Regions from separate parts of the Homo sapiens genome. Here region 2 is linked to region 1. Evidence: chromatin loops called from intact Hi-C (ENCODE). Cell type or tissue: heart right ventricle. All regions are shown on one strand.

Region 1 (8,000 bases):
TTTCAGACCCTGCAACTTCCACGTCTTCTTTAACCCAGAAAGCTTGTTGCATTTGCAGAATCTCTGGGGAGAATATTATCATCATCTTTATTAGTAGTAGGTGTTTGCATGGAGGTGGTCTCAGCTGGAGGACTCCTGGAGTCTGCCCAAAGGATTCCCATGACCTCTGGGCTCCACTTACTTCACAAGCCTTGCCCCAGCTCCTCCTGGGCCTGAAGCTGTGTCTGGTGCCTCATGCCTTTCCAGGTGTTGTGAATGACACACTGATGTTGGAGATCCTTGGCCATCCATGTTATGAACATTTTTGACTATTTAGCCAGGTATCAAAGCTCAAACCATAGTCTGTAGAAATATAAGTTCCAGGAGTGGGGGTCTTGCTAGGTGACGTTGAGCCAGCAGGGCTTTCTGGCCACAGCAATGACTGTGATGTTGACAGGTGGGTCGGACTGCAGGATTCCATAACCCTCTAATATTTGGGTTTTGCTGAACTTGCTCCCAATACTGTTGGTGACACACAGGGACACTGTATAGAAAGAGTAATCTCCCTCTGGCACTGCCAACTGGCAGAACTTCTGGGACTCCTGAGAATACTGACACGGCTCCTGGAAGAGTTCTGCCTGACAGTTCTGAAACTTTCTCAGCAATAGCACAGCTTTGACTCAGAACCTTGACTCCAAGGACTCTATTCACAACCAATGTCACTGAGGGGGCTCTTCCAGAAGCAGGAGAGCTGAGGCTCCTCAGGAGAAACATCCACCAACAAAGCACAGACCTGCTGGGCAGCCAGCCCGGCAGCAAGAATAGTTTCCAGAGTCGCAGAGCTGCACCAACCTCAGAAGCAGCCTCCTTCCCACACCAGCCCATCTGCTGGGGCGTGAGCCTGCGCTGGGAGTCCTGTGCAACCAGTGGACAGTGGCATGATTTTCAGGTTCTCCCTCTGGACAGGTCAGGGGAATGCAGTATCCTGGTCAGCACATCACTCACTGCCTCCAGCGTAGGGCAGCCTCTTGGGCCAGCACTGCCCGCAGTGTGGCCAGCAGCACTCAGCTGATGGCCAGCATGCTTCCTTCTTGGCTAATGCCCAGTGGTCCCAGAGAGGTGGATGGACTGGTGGGAACCAGGAGGCAGAGGCAGGGTGACAGGTGGGCAGGTGGGCTCAGGACAGGGGGCAGCCCCCATTCGGTTCCCTCTGGCCCCGCCCAGCCTGGCTCAGTAGGGGTCAGTGCGATTTCCCACTCCCATAACTTGGAGCAGTGACGGGTACTGACAATGCAGGAAAACATCTTGAAATTCACTTTGTAAAGTGACTTGGCTAGACCAATTTATTTTCCCATCAATAGTGAAAAAGAGGACCTGTTTCTTCCCAGTCTTGACCTATTAGTGAGATACGAAATGTTGATTTTTTGCCAGTCTAACAGGTATAATTTTAATTTGCATTATTTTATAATGATATTCTAGTATTTTCTGAACAATCTAAGTTCTTCATTTAATGAAGTAGAACATTTTAAATATTTTTATGAGTTTGTAAAATTTGAGTCTTGTTTAAAGAGCTTTCTCATCCCCAAGCTGATACAGATAACTTCCATCATCATCTAATAGTTTATAATTTTGCCTGTTATAATTGCTTATAATACTTTTATACTTTTTTACCTTGCTTTTTAGTTAACGTTCGAGGCTCCTTTCAATGTTCTCAACTCTTCAAACAAGTGTTCTTTCTGGAAAAGGTATTATTCTATTTTAAATTTTATCAGTTTTCTGCCTGCAGTTGGGAATACCATGCTAAGTGCTCTGCCTGGTAAAGTCAGTGTATATTATACTCTTTAGCACAGCTATAAGATCATTGCATAACAAAGACATGCTTTGCCTTCTAATCTCATAACAAAATGATCTACACTCCACTCTGGCTTGAAAGTGTGACTTTTGGAGTCCGCTTTTCTCCTCTTCTCTTGGCAAACGTAAGAAGATGCATTGAAATTAAATGACTAAAATGCCATAGGATGGCATCGCAAGCAGCGCTGGAAGGCCGTCACTGCAATTTGTAGTGCACCAGAGTGCAAGGCAAGGAGAACGCACATCTGGTCTTGGCCGCAGCTGCTCAGCCCTGTTGTTAGCGTTGCCCTGGGCGAGCAGCCATGAACAGTACACAAGTGAATGAACAAGACTGTGTGCCAATAAAACTTTACTTATCGACACCAAATTTGAATTCCACGTAATTCTCACATGTCATAAAATGTTACTCTCATTTTGATTTTTTAAAAAAAAAACCATTTGAAAATGCACAAATGGTTCTTCTCTGGAGAGGATACAAAAGCAGCAATTGCGCTATAGTTTGCCAACCTCTGCTGTAGGATAGCTTTTCCTACAAGAGATTTGTGCAATTATGCCTGCATCAATTATAAAGTATATTATGCTTTTCATACTAAGTGCAACTTCATTAATTCATTGGATAAAAATGTGTTCAGTGTCTGGCAAACGACAAGGAATAGACCAGGCGTAGGGATATGGCAGGAGTGAGCCGCTCAGCATGGCTGCCTTTACGAGGCTTTCAGTCCAAGCTCAGTACTATTTATGCATAAAGTTCCAGAAATAAATGATTTATCTTTGGACTTCCACTGAAATTAGTGGGTAAAATCAACAAATAGCCATTTCCAAAATGATACGTTAAGTACTGAGATAGAGGTAAGCACCACACCTTATATAAGCACATGAGAAAAATTCTAACTTAGAATGAGATAATAGAACCGTGAACATTTTTCCTAGAACTGAATATTGAGCTGCCTCTTGAAGTACAAGAAATATGTGTCAAATAATGGAGGAAGGAGCATGGTGGGAAGTAGCATTTGTAAAGAGAGATCAAACAGATAACAACATCAACCTAAATGTGGGATTGTAACATCCATTTTCTTAAGGGATTCCTCAGGATCAAGTGCAAGTTCAATCAGAACCCCAGTCTCTGGTTACATTTCTTTTCCAAGGAGATGGGGCAGCTCTGAGGACGGATGATTTTAGACCATACAGTAGGATAAATATCTAAGACTTATTAGGAAGAATAGAAATAAAATAATGTATTTTGGGTGTGGGGTTGGAGGTTCTGATTATTATTATTATTATTATTTTTGAGACAGAGTCTCACTCTGTCGCCCAGTGCAATGGCACAACCTCGGCTCACTGCAACCTCTGCCTCCGGGGTTCAAGCGATTCTCCTGCCTCAGCCTCCCCAGTAGCTGGGATTACAGCGCCACCACACCCGGCTAATTTTTGTATTTTTGTAAAGACGGGTTTTACCATGTTGGGCGGCTGGTCTTGAACTCCTGACCTCAAGTGATCCACCCGCCTTGGCCTCCCAAAGTGCTGGGATTACAGGCGTGAGCCACCGCGCCCAGCAGGTTCTGATTATCTTAAGCACTGTCCTGCCTCCTGCTGCTTTATAACCTCAACAAGCCACCTCCTTGCTGACAGATGGTGACAGAGCAGTTTGGATTACAGAACAAGTGGTAACGAGGGCAGTTTGTAGCAAGTAGAGTTGAGTATAGCAAGTACAGTGAGTTGTATGTAGCTCATTTTCAAAATAGCTCTCAGACTATTGATGAGAAAATGTACATCAATTTTGATACCTAAGTTTATTTTTGTTGCAGGAAAACAGTCACAAAATAATCAAATTATCTACAACTTTAAGCCACCATATTATTTTAGTTAATCTGGAATGTCAAATGGTTTGCTGAGGGTAAATATTAGCATTCCTACTGACTGTATGTTTGGAGTTTTTTCACTATAAAATTTGAGACATTCTTCCAAAGTGAATCCATGCATTTGTTATTATTTAGGATTAAAACGATGAAGGGCAATGATTTCTTGGTGTAATTACTCTGAGTAAATAATTGATAAAATAGCATATATCTTGAAGGATATTAAGGAAAATGCCCTCCAGACTCTATTTTCATAATGGCTAAAATATTGGTAAATGCAAGGACCTCCCAATAAGCGAGTTGTAAAGTTGAGACTCAAATGTTAAAACATTGCCCAATGCTTAAGAATACCACAAATATTTTGAAAGAGATATATTTGAAGAATGGTCTCCAAATCTAGCAATTCTCATAACTGTTTTACATGACTCTCTTTTCAGACTGAAATTTATTAGACCCTCCTCTGGTCTAGTTATAAACGCCATAAGTTGATAGGAATACAGTGGACACAAATGAGTGGCAGGCATGGTGGGCTGGAAACAGCCGTCCCTTGCATACTGGAAGTACCTTGTGTGCATGCACTGTGCTTCTGAAGGGTCTTCCTGCCCCACAGTGGCCCACATCCTAGGCTTTCCTTTATTGAATGGGCAATGCACCCTGCCTTACGTGGGATTTGCACTGCCATTGGCTGTTCGTGGAGGAGATAAGAGGTTTAACAACAGGGCTGGGTGATCTGACCCTAGTCTTTTTGTTCCCAGTGTCTCAAACAGTTTTTGCATGTGCTGTGTTTACTAACTCCAATTGTATTTTGCCCAGATTATTTTCCTCTTAGTCTTTTCAATCCATCTGTGTTTTATGAGCAAATGGTTTTGGTTTGTTTCTCCTTAACACTTGTCAAAGTGTGGGTTTGGTATCTGTGCAGTGTTTGATGTTTGAGAGCACCCTGGAACCCTTTGCTAACAATAAGAATTCACATGTTGATGAGGGTAAGCCAGGTCACTAAGGAAGTGTTTTTGCATTTTGCGCTGATTTCAGCCAAGCTTCCTCTTGCCTTGCTGCTTTGCACACACAGCAAGCACAATATTGCTCAACGGCCCAGCAGGGCCCAGCCATGCATTCTGTGATGGGCTCCTGTGCTTCATGTCTCTTTACCCCATAAGTCATTCTAGCCCATATGGTACTGGGGTGGCAGCCTGGCCCAGTGGGGGTGTGCCTCCTCATCCTGTCCCTAGAGCCCTCAGTCAGGGTGGGAGGGGTGGTCTTTTGAGAGCAAAGCCTTTCACTCCCTGTCCTGGGTACAGAAAGGTAATTAATTTTCAACTAAATTAATTAGGCTGATTTTCTTATTGTGGTATGCTATAATTAGAGGGCTGTCTCTTGTCTTAGAAAAGAAAGGAGGCCAAAACCAATCATTCAGATTTAGAATCATGCTTTTTGAACCCAAAGGATTCAACATTGCTTATGTAAGAGTCAGTTCTAGGAGGTTGTCAGACAGCAATAAACTGACCTACTTGATTAACACACTCACACACACATACCACATATTTGCTTGTTAGGAAAGGAAAGACTGGCTGGGCACGATGGCTCACGCCTGTAATCCCAGCACTTTGGGAGGTGGAGGCAGGTAGACCACATGAAACCAGGAGATCGAGACCAGCCTGGGCAACATGATGAAACCCCGTTTCTACTAAAAATGCAAAAATTAGTGGGACATGGTGGGGCAAGCCTGCAATCCTAGCTACTCAAGAGGCCGAGGCACGAGAATTGTTTGAACTCAGGAGGCAGAGGTTGCAGTGAGGCAAGATTGAGCCACTGCCCTCCATCCTGGGCAACAGAGCAAGACTGCATCTCAAAAAAAAAAGAAAGAGAAAAGGAAAGAAAGAAAAAAAGAAAGAAAGAAAGAAAGAAAGAAAAAGGAAGGAAGGAAAAGGGAGAGAGAAAGAAAGAGAAAGAGAGAGGGAGAGAGGGAGGGAGGGAGAGAGGGAGGGAGAGATGGAAGGAGGAAGGAAGGAAGGCAAGAAGGAAGGAGAGAGAAAGAGAAGGAGGGAAGGAAGGAAGGAAGGAGAGAGAAAAGGAGGGAAGGAAGGAAGGAAAAAGAAAAGGAGGGAAGGAAGGAAGGAAGGGCTGTTGACATCATACGGAAAAATTTTATAAATGTTCTGCCAACTTTCATCTTGGGCTTACTGAGAAATTCTAAAGAAAGTGCTTGCATTAACTCACCTCTATTTTTGTGTGTAGTGTACAGTGTGCATTAATCACTTTAGATAGAATGGGCTAGATAGAATCTGTAATACTCATTAATTTTCTGCTTATAACTCCACTGAGTCCCATCACGGGTTCCTAAAATTATACCTGAGATACCAGGAGAAAGGCCCCAGAAGTTACCATTATTCAACCCTGCTGGCTAATAGGTGAGAAAATGACACCTAGAAAAGTTGAGGTCTTTATCCAGAGACACAGGTTGCCGTAAAGCTCAAACTAGAGCCAGGTCTCCTGTGTTCCTGTATCCTTTCCATTACAGATATGATGTCAATGACTGTCTACACTCAGTAATCTTTTGGGAGGAAGAGGAAAGATGGTATCTTGATAAATCCTAGAATCACCAATGAAACTTTAATTTTATTTATTTATTTATTTTGAGACGGAGTCTTACTCTGTTGCCTAGGCTGGAGTGCAGTGGCGAGATCTCGGCTCCCTGCAACCTCTGCCTCCTGGGTTCAAGCGATTCTCATGCCTCAGCCTCCCAAGTAGCTGGGATTACAGGTATGTGCCACCACACCCAGCTTATTTTTTGTCTTTTTTAGCAGACACGGGGTTTCACCGTGTTAGCCAGGATGATCTCGATCTCCTGACCTCGTGATCTGCCCACTTCGGCCTCCTGGAGTGTTGGGATTACAGGGGTGAGCCACCGCACCCAGCTTACCAATGAATCTTTTTCCAGGTCATCAGAGCTGTCTCTTCCCTCCCCCAACCCTGACTGCCCTCCTCTGCCCCTGTAGTCTTCTACAAGGTTATGTCTACATGAAATTCATGTAGATGAAACTGATGGTCAAACTTAAAGCAATGCTTATGTCAAGATGGCAGCAGTCCTCTCCTGCAGTTTGGTTTTTATCTTGATGAGTGAGGGCGTCTCTCTACTAGCCAGCAGGGTGCATCTGCTCCTTGCTGTGGATGGATTACTTTGCCCGAGATGTAGAGATGAAATCAGAAGGAAAAAAACGTGAAGACACCAAGACTAAACTGAAAACCCCAACAGCAGTTTCAGGAGTCCACAACCATCCCGTTTTGATCTGTAATCAGCTCAAGTTGACAGGTGCCTCCAGTTGGACCTGATTCTTTTCCAGCCAAGAAAATGTCTACAGATTGCATTTGTGCTGTTGGAACTCACTGCTGTGGAAGGGGCCGTGGTCCAGCCCTGATTCAGCTTTGTGGTGGAAAGAAACCTGTCCCTCCGCCTTCATTTTCTCTCACCCATCACCAGAGGCACAGTTGTCAGCCTTTGCCACAGAGCCACACAAAAGGGGTCAGGCCGGCCTGGTCTCACAGAGGAGCATCTGGAACCAGCCTTTGGGCTTTCTCATGCGGAAGTCTGGCCTCATGCAGGCAATTATTTTTTATTACTTGTCAAAATCTCCGTAAGGCCAGTGGTTCCTTCTCTTTTTATGTAGCTTTTTTGTTTTGAAATAATTTCAAATTTACAAAAGGGTTACAAGATAGTGCTGAGAATTTCTGGTCCTTCCCAAGCTCCCTCTAATGTCAACATCTCACAAAACCACGGTGCACTCATCATTGATACAACACAATTCACTAAACTACAGACTATTCAGATTTCACCAGCTTTTTGCTCTGGCCTTTTCCTCTTCCGGAGTCCCATCCAGAATATTACACCACATTTAGTAGTCATGTCTCTTTAGTCACTTGGAATTGGTGACAGTTCCTCAGGGTTTTTTGTGACCTTGATACTTTTGAATAATACTCATCAAGTATTTTGCAGACTTTCCCTCATACTGGGGTTGTCTGTTGTTTTCTCGTGGTGCCACAGAAGTCGTGAATCTTGAGGGAGAATTCCATAGGGGGGCTGTGTCTGTCTGCCTTTTATCATCATACATGAAGGGGTGAATGATATCAACCACCTGTGATGTTAATGTCATGTTCACCCCTTCACTTGTTTGCCTGTTCACCCGCATCACTTGGTTAAGGTGGTGTCAGCCACTGAAAAGTCACTATTCTCCACTGAAAAGTCACTATTTTTCCCTTACCATGCTTTGTTCCTTAGGGGAGGGCAACTAAGTTTCAGTTCCAGAAAAGAAGAATGCT
Region 2 (8,000 bases), 110 kb before region 1:
TTGTATGAATGGACCACATTTTGTTTCTCCACCCATCTGTCGATGGACACTTGGGTTGCTTCCATCTTTTGGCAAGTCATTCCAGACCTTTGAACAGTATTTCTGGAAGAAAACTTTACCCAATCCAGTCAACTCTGGAAGTGAAGAGCATATCCTCCCATATCTTCCTGCATTTATTTATCCATAAGTGCATTCCGTTAGAGAGTACCTAGTGAACGCCAGGCAATAGGGGGCTTGTTTCACAAAAGGCGGTAAAATGGACATGCTCCTGACATCATGAAACATGAATGGCTTAGATGGAATATAAAGTGAAGGAATAGGAGTGTGAGACAGGCTCTGAAAAAAATGGGCCATGTCAATGACAGAGACAATGGGAGGGTCAAGGATGGTATACTGAGAAGATGATAGTTAAGCTGAGACTGGTAGGGTATGGAGCAAGGCATGCACATGAGTGTTTTTGGTGTGGGTGCAGGGCTTCTCATTAGAGAAAATATGCTGAAGTGGAAAAAAGCATACAGAAGGCACAGAAGAGGCTGGCATGGCAGGTGCACAACGCAGGTGCCCTGCAGGGACAGTGGCATGAGATGGGCATGGAGGGGGAAGGGTGGACCAAGGTGTGAACTTGGAGGATATTCCATATGCAAAGCATATTCTGAAGAATTTAAGTGAGGATGTGGCAAGACTGTAGATATGTTACAAAATATTAACGTGGGAGAAGAATAATTTGAAGGGGAACAGGAATGGAAGCAGGAAGGTCATTAGGTGGCTACTGCAACAGTCCAGGCATGAGATAAAGAAGGATGGATCTGGGGTTGCAGCAGTGGTACTGGGAAAAAGTGGGGGAACCTGAGATATATTTTGCAATTTAAATATATTTTAATTTTAATTTTAATATATTTAATGTAATTTAATTTTAAATATAGTTTAATTTTATTTTTTAATTTTGCAATTAAAATGGGACTTGGGGGTGAATTGGAAGCAGGAAGTAAGGGAGGAAGGAGATGAAGATGATGTCCTTCTTTCCTGTTTCTTTTAGTCTACAACACTTTGTTGTATTCCCCAGCATGGGGGCTTAGGTAGGCCCAGCACACACAACACATTTTTGTGGGCTTGAGACCCTGCTCCTGCTTCTAAGTCCAAGAGCTGAAGAATGCTGGCTGCCTTAAGCACCTTTGCTTTTCCCTAAACCTATGGGTTAGAGGATCTCTTGTGTAAACAAATGTCTGCAGGTAGGGGTGCTCAGTGGCAACTCTGTTTGGCCATAGGGGTGTCTGGACAACAGCATATGCAAAATAGGCCAGAGGTACAGGGACATTCTATTTGGTATTTCACCCTCCATTTTGCTAAGTCACGTGATGACTTCATTCATGACCCATATGAACTATTTTTTCAAATGTTTGAAGTCATAAGACATGAAGAGAGAGAAAAGAACTTGAAAGCTAGAGAAGTAGAAGAAACATTTGAGGCTTTATCATGCTTCAGTTTTCTGTGTTTTAGGCCCATCAGTTCTTACCTTAAAAATGAGAACATTTTATTAAATTTCCCCAAGTTTCCTTCCAGCCCTACCAATTCATGACTCCGTAGAGTAATTGTCTTATTTTTAGGGACAATAAGATCATGTGAGTTTTTCAAAACAAGAACAATAACCTTGTATCAACAAAAAACTCAAAGTGAAAATGAAATATATTTGCATTCGTGGAACCTAAAACGTGTAGAAGTACTACAGTAGATAAGTCACTTCTTTTTTATTTTTTTTTCCAAATTGAAATATAGGAGTTCTGCTTCTGATTGTGATGAAATAGTTTGTAGCAGACCAATGTTCTTGCCCAGAGCCACTGAAAAAGCCAGATAAAATGTAAGAAGCTGTTGAAATGCCCTGAAGAGCCATAGAGGCAGCTCCCAGGAGCCACTTCCTCAGAGCCCACATCCGAGAGGAGTGTGTGGCATGAAGAGGAGCTTTAATGGGCTGCTTGTTACTTTGGAACATCTGTTAATTTTGGCAGATGGGGCAAGAGGCCGAGAACATCACCATCTTGGACAGAAGCAGGCTGTGGAGAGGCCCAGAAGCCAGCAGAGCTTTCAGAAATCTCACAGACCTAAAAACAGACTTTGGACCTAAGGACTGGGGAGATGGGGACAGCATTTGCAGAGAACAGGGTGGGAAGGAGGGGGGCAGTGAAGACAAGCATTTGCTGAACTCTTCACCTGAATGGTAACAAGACTAAGAATTAACAGGAAGCTGCAGGAGATGCAAAAACAACTGTAGTACATAACGGGGAGAACCGTAAGTTATGAGTTCATTGGATACTCTCTAGAGGGGAGTCCTGTGTGACCTCTCCCCAGAAGCCATGCTGCATGAATGTAAATTGATTACACAAGCCGTTGTAAGTCATGGATATCTTGCTTGAAGTATTCCACAGATAGATATTCTCCAAGCAAAATATTATTAGTCTTTTTGCCCCAAAGCCCAGAATTATGCCTTAATTTATTTCCTCTAGGACCTTCCCTTCACCCTCCCATAATAGAGGGAAAAATGCAACACAGCCCAACTGCTTTAATTCTGTTCTTCATGGTGTTTCAGGGGGAAACTCAAACCAGACCACTTGGGTTTTGAACCTGGCACTCCATGTGAATTTAGGCATGTTACTTTCAGATGTGCTACATCTGAAAAAAAAGCAATAGTACATACATAGTAGAATTGTTATGAGCATTAAATGAATTTTGTTAGCTTTGCACACCGTAAGCACTCATTCAGTATTTATTACCGCTGTTATTGGCTTATCTGAATTAATACCAATATCAAGTAGAAGCAGCATAAGCGCGTTTAGCAAAAGCACAACCAGTTCTTGGGAAACCTAAATTGAGGGCTTCATGGGTATTGATGTGGAAATATACCCAGACTGTGAATGCCATTAGCATAGTCCTTCAAGTCCTTCACCCATGTAAGCTGGATATGTTCAGATAAGTGTTTGCGATGCTCCAGCCAGATGTAGGAAGGGCAGCTGGTGAGTCCTGGAGAACATCGTCCTGGCACCATCAGGGCTTTAGATGTGGCATGGGCTTTCTTGCCAACTCGTCTGGTGTCCTCAGCTGGCAGGAGGATCTGGCTGTGTGCAGGGCCCTTCTGCCCACTGCACACCTCTGTGTTAATATCCTTCACACTAAGCACACCATTCAGCTGCTGAAGTCCATGCCTGTGAGTCCAACAAAGTAGGTGCATGTCAGCATCCAGGAGCTCTACAAGGATAGGACAACAGCAGCCCAGCTAGTTGGAACACAGGTGTGCAAGCATCTCAGAGGACCAGTGGGGCATCTGACTGGGTTGGTTGAGTGGAAGGCAATCCAGAATGTGGCTACTGTAGCTGCTTTCTTTTTTCTTTCTTTCCATTATAGAAGTTACAATACTTGCTGAAAAAGAAAATCATGTAATAATCAAAAGCATAAAGAAGCAAATTAAAATTACCTTTAATTCTACCATCCAGTGGGTCTGTTTTCTGAAAACGTGATTCATTTTGGTTTCTAAACTGTTTGTAGTACTAGAGTTTTTACTTTGTTTTTGTTTTTCAAAATCATGGCAAATGAATGCATGAAAATTTATCCCTAGATTCCAAACTTCCAGTAATTAAATGCATGTGTCTTTTCTGCAATACAATTCATCCAAGGTGAATAAAAAATTGACAGTGATTTTGGTAACACATCAAACGGCAGGTCATTTGTAATACATTCAGTGGCCCCCTCGCCCCTGTTCTCTCAAAGGAATTTCAGTCTTGCCTTGGTCAGAATTAAAAGGTAGATAAGCTGTCAACCTACAAGCTTCCTGGTCTAATTAATTTGGGGACAGCAATGCTGTGAGACAGTAATAAGCATCTGTTTTCTTTTTCCATTTTCTCATGAGGTTATCAATTCCTTTTTCTGTACATGTCAACTGCAAACCTGAGAATAGACTTCAAGGGAAAATTTGGAACAATGCATACTTTCTAAATAAAAAAAAAAGAAATGAAAAATGAAGAAAGGAAGAAAAAGGAAGGAAGGGAGGAAGGAAGGGAGGGAGGAAGGAAGGAAGGAAGGAGAAACAAAAAGAAGAAAGAAATAAAAGAAAGAAAGAGCAGATGCAACGCTGCTCATTTCTTCTTTCAATATTTCATATTTAAAGTGAAATCTGCTGCTTTTTACTGTGCATATTTGTTCTTTGACCACACTAGTGTTTTGCAAAACTTAAATTATTTGGATTTTAGAAACAACAACTAGGTCACCATGGATGCTACACTATTTCTTTTCCCAAATATTCATTTCCCTTACAAAGTGGCAATTCGCATAAATTGTAATGTTGGAAGTACACAGACTTGAGATTGGAAGGGAGTGAAGTTGCTCAAAGTCGTTTAAGTTGTTGATTTTATCTCCTAGGACTTCTACGTTCTGTCCTCCTGCAGCCATCTAAAATCAGCCAGAAAGGTTTAGGATCCCATTTCCTGTTCTTGCATCGGCTGTCCAAGCTGCTGTTCCTCTCTCCGCAGTAAGAGGGTGTTTCTCTCCCTGTTCAAGAGGAGCACCAACACTTGAGGTTTGGATTCCATCTTTTCCTGCCCCTTCTGCAACATTATCTTCTCTGCCCAGTAGTAACAGCCTCTGCCATAGCTAAAGACAGACCAGAAAGAACTCTCCTGAGAACTCATACCCCTTCATAGGTACATCCCCTCCCCTCTCCTTCCCTTTAGGGACCTTCAAAAGCAGCTATTTTGTTCTCCTCTTTCACTTTGATCCTTTATTTCTAGCTCTGTAATATACTGTTTTTGTCTCCACCATTCCACTACAAACTAGAAGTTTAGACTCCAGAAGTTCTTCAAGAGCTTTTTATGTTGATTTTATATATTTTTTCTATTAATCAATCTAGACACACACACACACACACTTTTTAGCCATTTGCATTCTTGACGTCTTATGTTGATTGCCAATGCTGATGCCTCTCAAATCGAAAACTCATAACCATACTTTTGTTTCAAGCCCTAGGCCAGTATCCAATTTCTTAGTAGACCTGAGCATCTGGATCTAGACAAGTTAAAACCTAACTCATGATTTCCTCTGTTTGAGTCCACTAGACTTGCTCCTAAAGCTGACCCTTTACACACATAACTCATATGTGGTGAGTAAAGCCACCATCCCACCTGCTGTTCAATAACACACCTCAGGGTGATTCTAGGTGCTGCTCCCTAGCCTCTCGATTCCATCAGTCACTCACCCAACCCTACGGATTCTGTTCTAAAATATCTCACTTTATTACTTTATTACGGGTTCCCACCCTTTCTTACCATTCACATTTTAAAAAACCATTTACAATAACCATGACATACAACACTCAAGAAAATAGCATAAAATTCACATATATATTAGGTTGGTGCAAATGTAATCATGTTTTTGTTTTTTGTTTTTTTTTTTTTTTTGCACCAACCTCATAGTATATCAGAAACAGCCAAGTAACCGGTCCTCAGGTCAAGCAAAAGAACATTCCTCGAATTCTGGAAGGTTCTGAGTTTTCTCTTCTGGGTAACATCCTCTTCCTCCTTCTGAAGGCAATCCCTAGACCAGTTTAAGAGTGATCACTTCTTTACTTTTCTCCTAGTTTCCTCTCTGACACGTGCCCTGAATTTCCCTCTCTGTGAACGGTATGTATTCTCTTCCTTCATTTTCATTTCATTTTATTTTTTCATTCACAGTTATGAGTTTGAGATTCATCTATGCAGCGAAGCACAGTCGTTGTTGTGTAGGGTTCCATGGCATTAATACAGAGCATGCTTTTTTCCCATTTGTCACTTGGGGTACACTAGGTCGTTCCTAGTTTAGAGTGGATCATAACACCACTGCCTTCAGGACGCACTGCAGTTCCACTCCCTGGTATGTGTCTGAGAAACCTAGGGTGCATTCCTTGGAGTGGGATCCCAATCTCAATTGGGGATGGTCCCAATTACCTACCCTACCACTACCTGCAGTGGAAGTACAGCATGAATTCCTAAGTGATTTCTGCAATAGCAAATGAATCCTTCTCTTTTTCCTTTCACCTTCGATGTCAAGGATCTTCCCAAGGTGCAGATCTGATGATGCCACCCTTCTGCATTGCATCTTTTTAATGACTGCCCTGCACCCTTGGACGATATTTATATTTTCTAGCAATGGCATTTAGGACTGATTGTGATCAGAGATCTGTCCTCCAATCCAGACTCCCACCTTGCCATTTGCTTACCTTGGCGGTATACAGCACCCTTACAGAAGTGCTCCCAGCTACTGCAACATGAAAGCATGTCTTCAAGAGCTGACCCTTTTACACACTACCCTTCATTTGTATGAAATCCTTAGGGAAGACATTCCCTTATCTCCAGCCTGAGTGCAGTGCAAGTCCCCAGGATTCTGAAATCTCTCCAGGCATTCATTTATTATAGCAGCTATCAAGTTGTATTGAAAGTATCTGTTTACATTGAATTCATTCATATCCTGCCTTCTTACACAAAAGGGTTGGATAGATGAAATACAATAGAGATGGAACCATATAAGCAGATAAGTGTAGCTAGACTACAGTTTAAAGAGGCGAACATTGGAAATTAGACAGACAAGCTATGGGATTTCATGTGGTCATTAAAATTGGGTCCCAGAAAGACACTAAGGACAGGGACCACAAAGCAGGTGTGCACCTTCACCAGATGGTGGGAATGGGGGCTGTGTATTCCATCTCTAAATTCCCAGTGCCTGACACCTCCTCAGAGCATTAGGATCACGTGGGTGTTGAAGTGGATGCCCAGGTAACAGGCACCTTTAGAATTGCCATGACCTCATTCGTGTGCTGCAGAATGATGCTGGTGTACATGGCTAGACGACTGAAGTATTTGGAAGAACGAGTGCCATTTACAATCTGCAATTGCTAACTAAACTGTCTATAGGGACAATCCATCATCAGCTGTCACAAAGACTGAGCAGGCTTAGGAGGTGGGAGCAGCTAACAGGGCAATGATGGAGGGCCTTTGAAAATTAAATAAACACGAAGAAAAATTTAAACAGTCAGCTAAAATAACTCTTGTTGTTCTTAAATATTTAGAGCTTCCAGTTTTATAACTTTTTCCACAAGGTTAGAAGAAGAACACTCAGGATTTAGGAATCTGTCTAATAATAAGTGTCTTCAATGACTTAGGGAGGATGGGCAGGTAGAAAGTGATTTGTTTTGAGACCAGCATCCTAAACTAGGTTCATTCACAACCATTGTCTGAGAGGCTGCCATTCACACAGAATAGATGCCAGGGAGGAGCAGCTCCTGGAAACTGCATCCCCTTCCTTCCATCTGCTCACCAAGTCCTGACCACATTATGGGGACCAACAGAATTTACCCTGCCTTGTTCCCTTCAAATGTGATTTGGGAAATCAGGAAATTTTTATCTGGAGCCAGTAAGAGACGGTTTTATTTATTCTGATTTCTCTTGGGAGATGCATTCGATGGAAGACATCAATATTCTTTTATATCGTGCAGCCCGACATGCTAAAGTCTTGTTAATGAACACTTTCCCATCTGGCAGTTTCTCCGTAGCAGTTCCATGCCTGGTGGTGATGGAAAGGTTTCTCAGAACACTTAGGTTTTTTCAGCCAGCCAGACAAATAGCATCCTGTAGGCTTACTTAAAATTTGTTTTTTGGTTATATTGCTGTAACAGGTGAGTCTTAAATCCCCAAATTCTAAGAAAATAAAGCCTGAGGGCAAGGAGGACATGTTTGACACCATAGCTCACTTAAAGGTAAACCAAAATATGCCTGGAGAACAAAACAGAAACTGAGCATTACCTTAGAATAATAATTATTATTATTATTATTGAGACAAGGTTTTGCCATGTCGCCCAGGCTGGAGTGTGCTGGCGCTATCAGTGTTCATGGCAGCCTCAACCTCCTGGACACAAGTGTTCCTCCCACCTCAGACTCCCAAGTAGCTTCCCTTTAGGATTTAAAGAAAAATGCTGAGTTAATAGATGG

The links. A loop is a pair of places that touch in the nucleus more often than their neighbours do. Peaks named below come from ENCODE experiments on the same cell type or tissue, not always from the same donor. Only the 100,000 strongest peaks of a DNase experiment are listed, where the experiment ranks them.
Region 2: it touches region 1 in a loop (2.8-fold over the local background); 8 of 110 quality-filtered maps call a loop at or near these places.

What each region holds. Positions count from the first base shown.
Region 1 is chr9:90,081,509-90,089,508 of GRCh38, forward strand. It overlaps the pseudogene IL6RP1. Among named protein-coding and RNA genes, the nearest start is that of MIR4290HG, 44 kb to the left of the region's middle. In heart right ventricle, no CTCF peak of the experiment used is centred here; a DNase peak (open chromatin) is centred at 4,783; H3K27me3 peaks cover 574 bases.
Region 2 is chr9:89,973,872-89,981,871 of GRCh38, forward strand. LOC101927847 (a long non-coding RNA gene) reads left to right here. Exons shown (of 3, transcript NR_109791.1): 2 at 4,405-4,561. Among named protein-coding and RNA genes, the nearest start is that of MIR4290, 46 kb to the right of the region's middle. In heart right ventricle, a CTCF peak has its summit at 4,516; no DNase peak of the experiment used is centred here.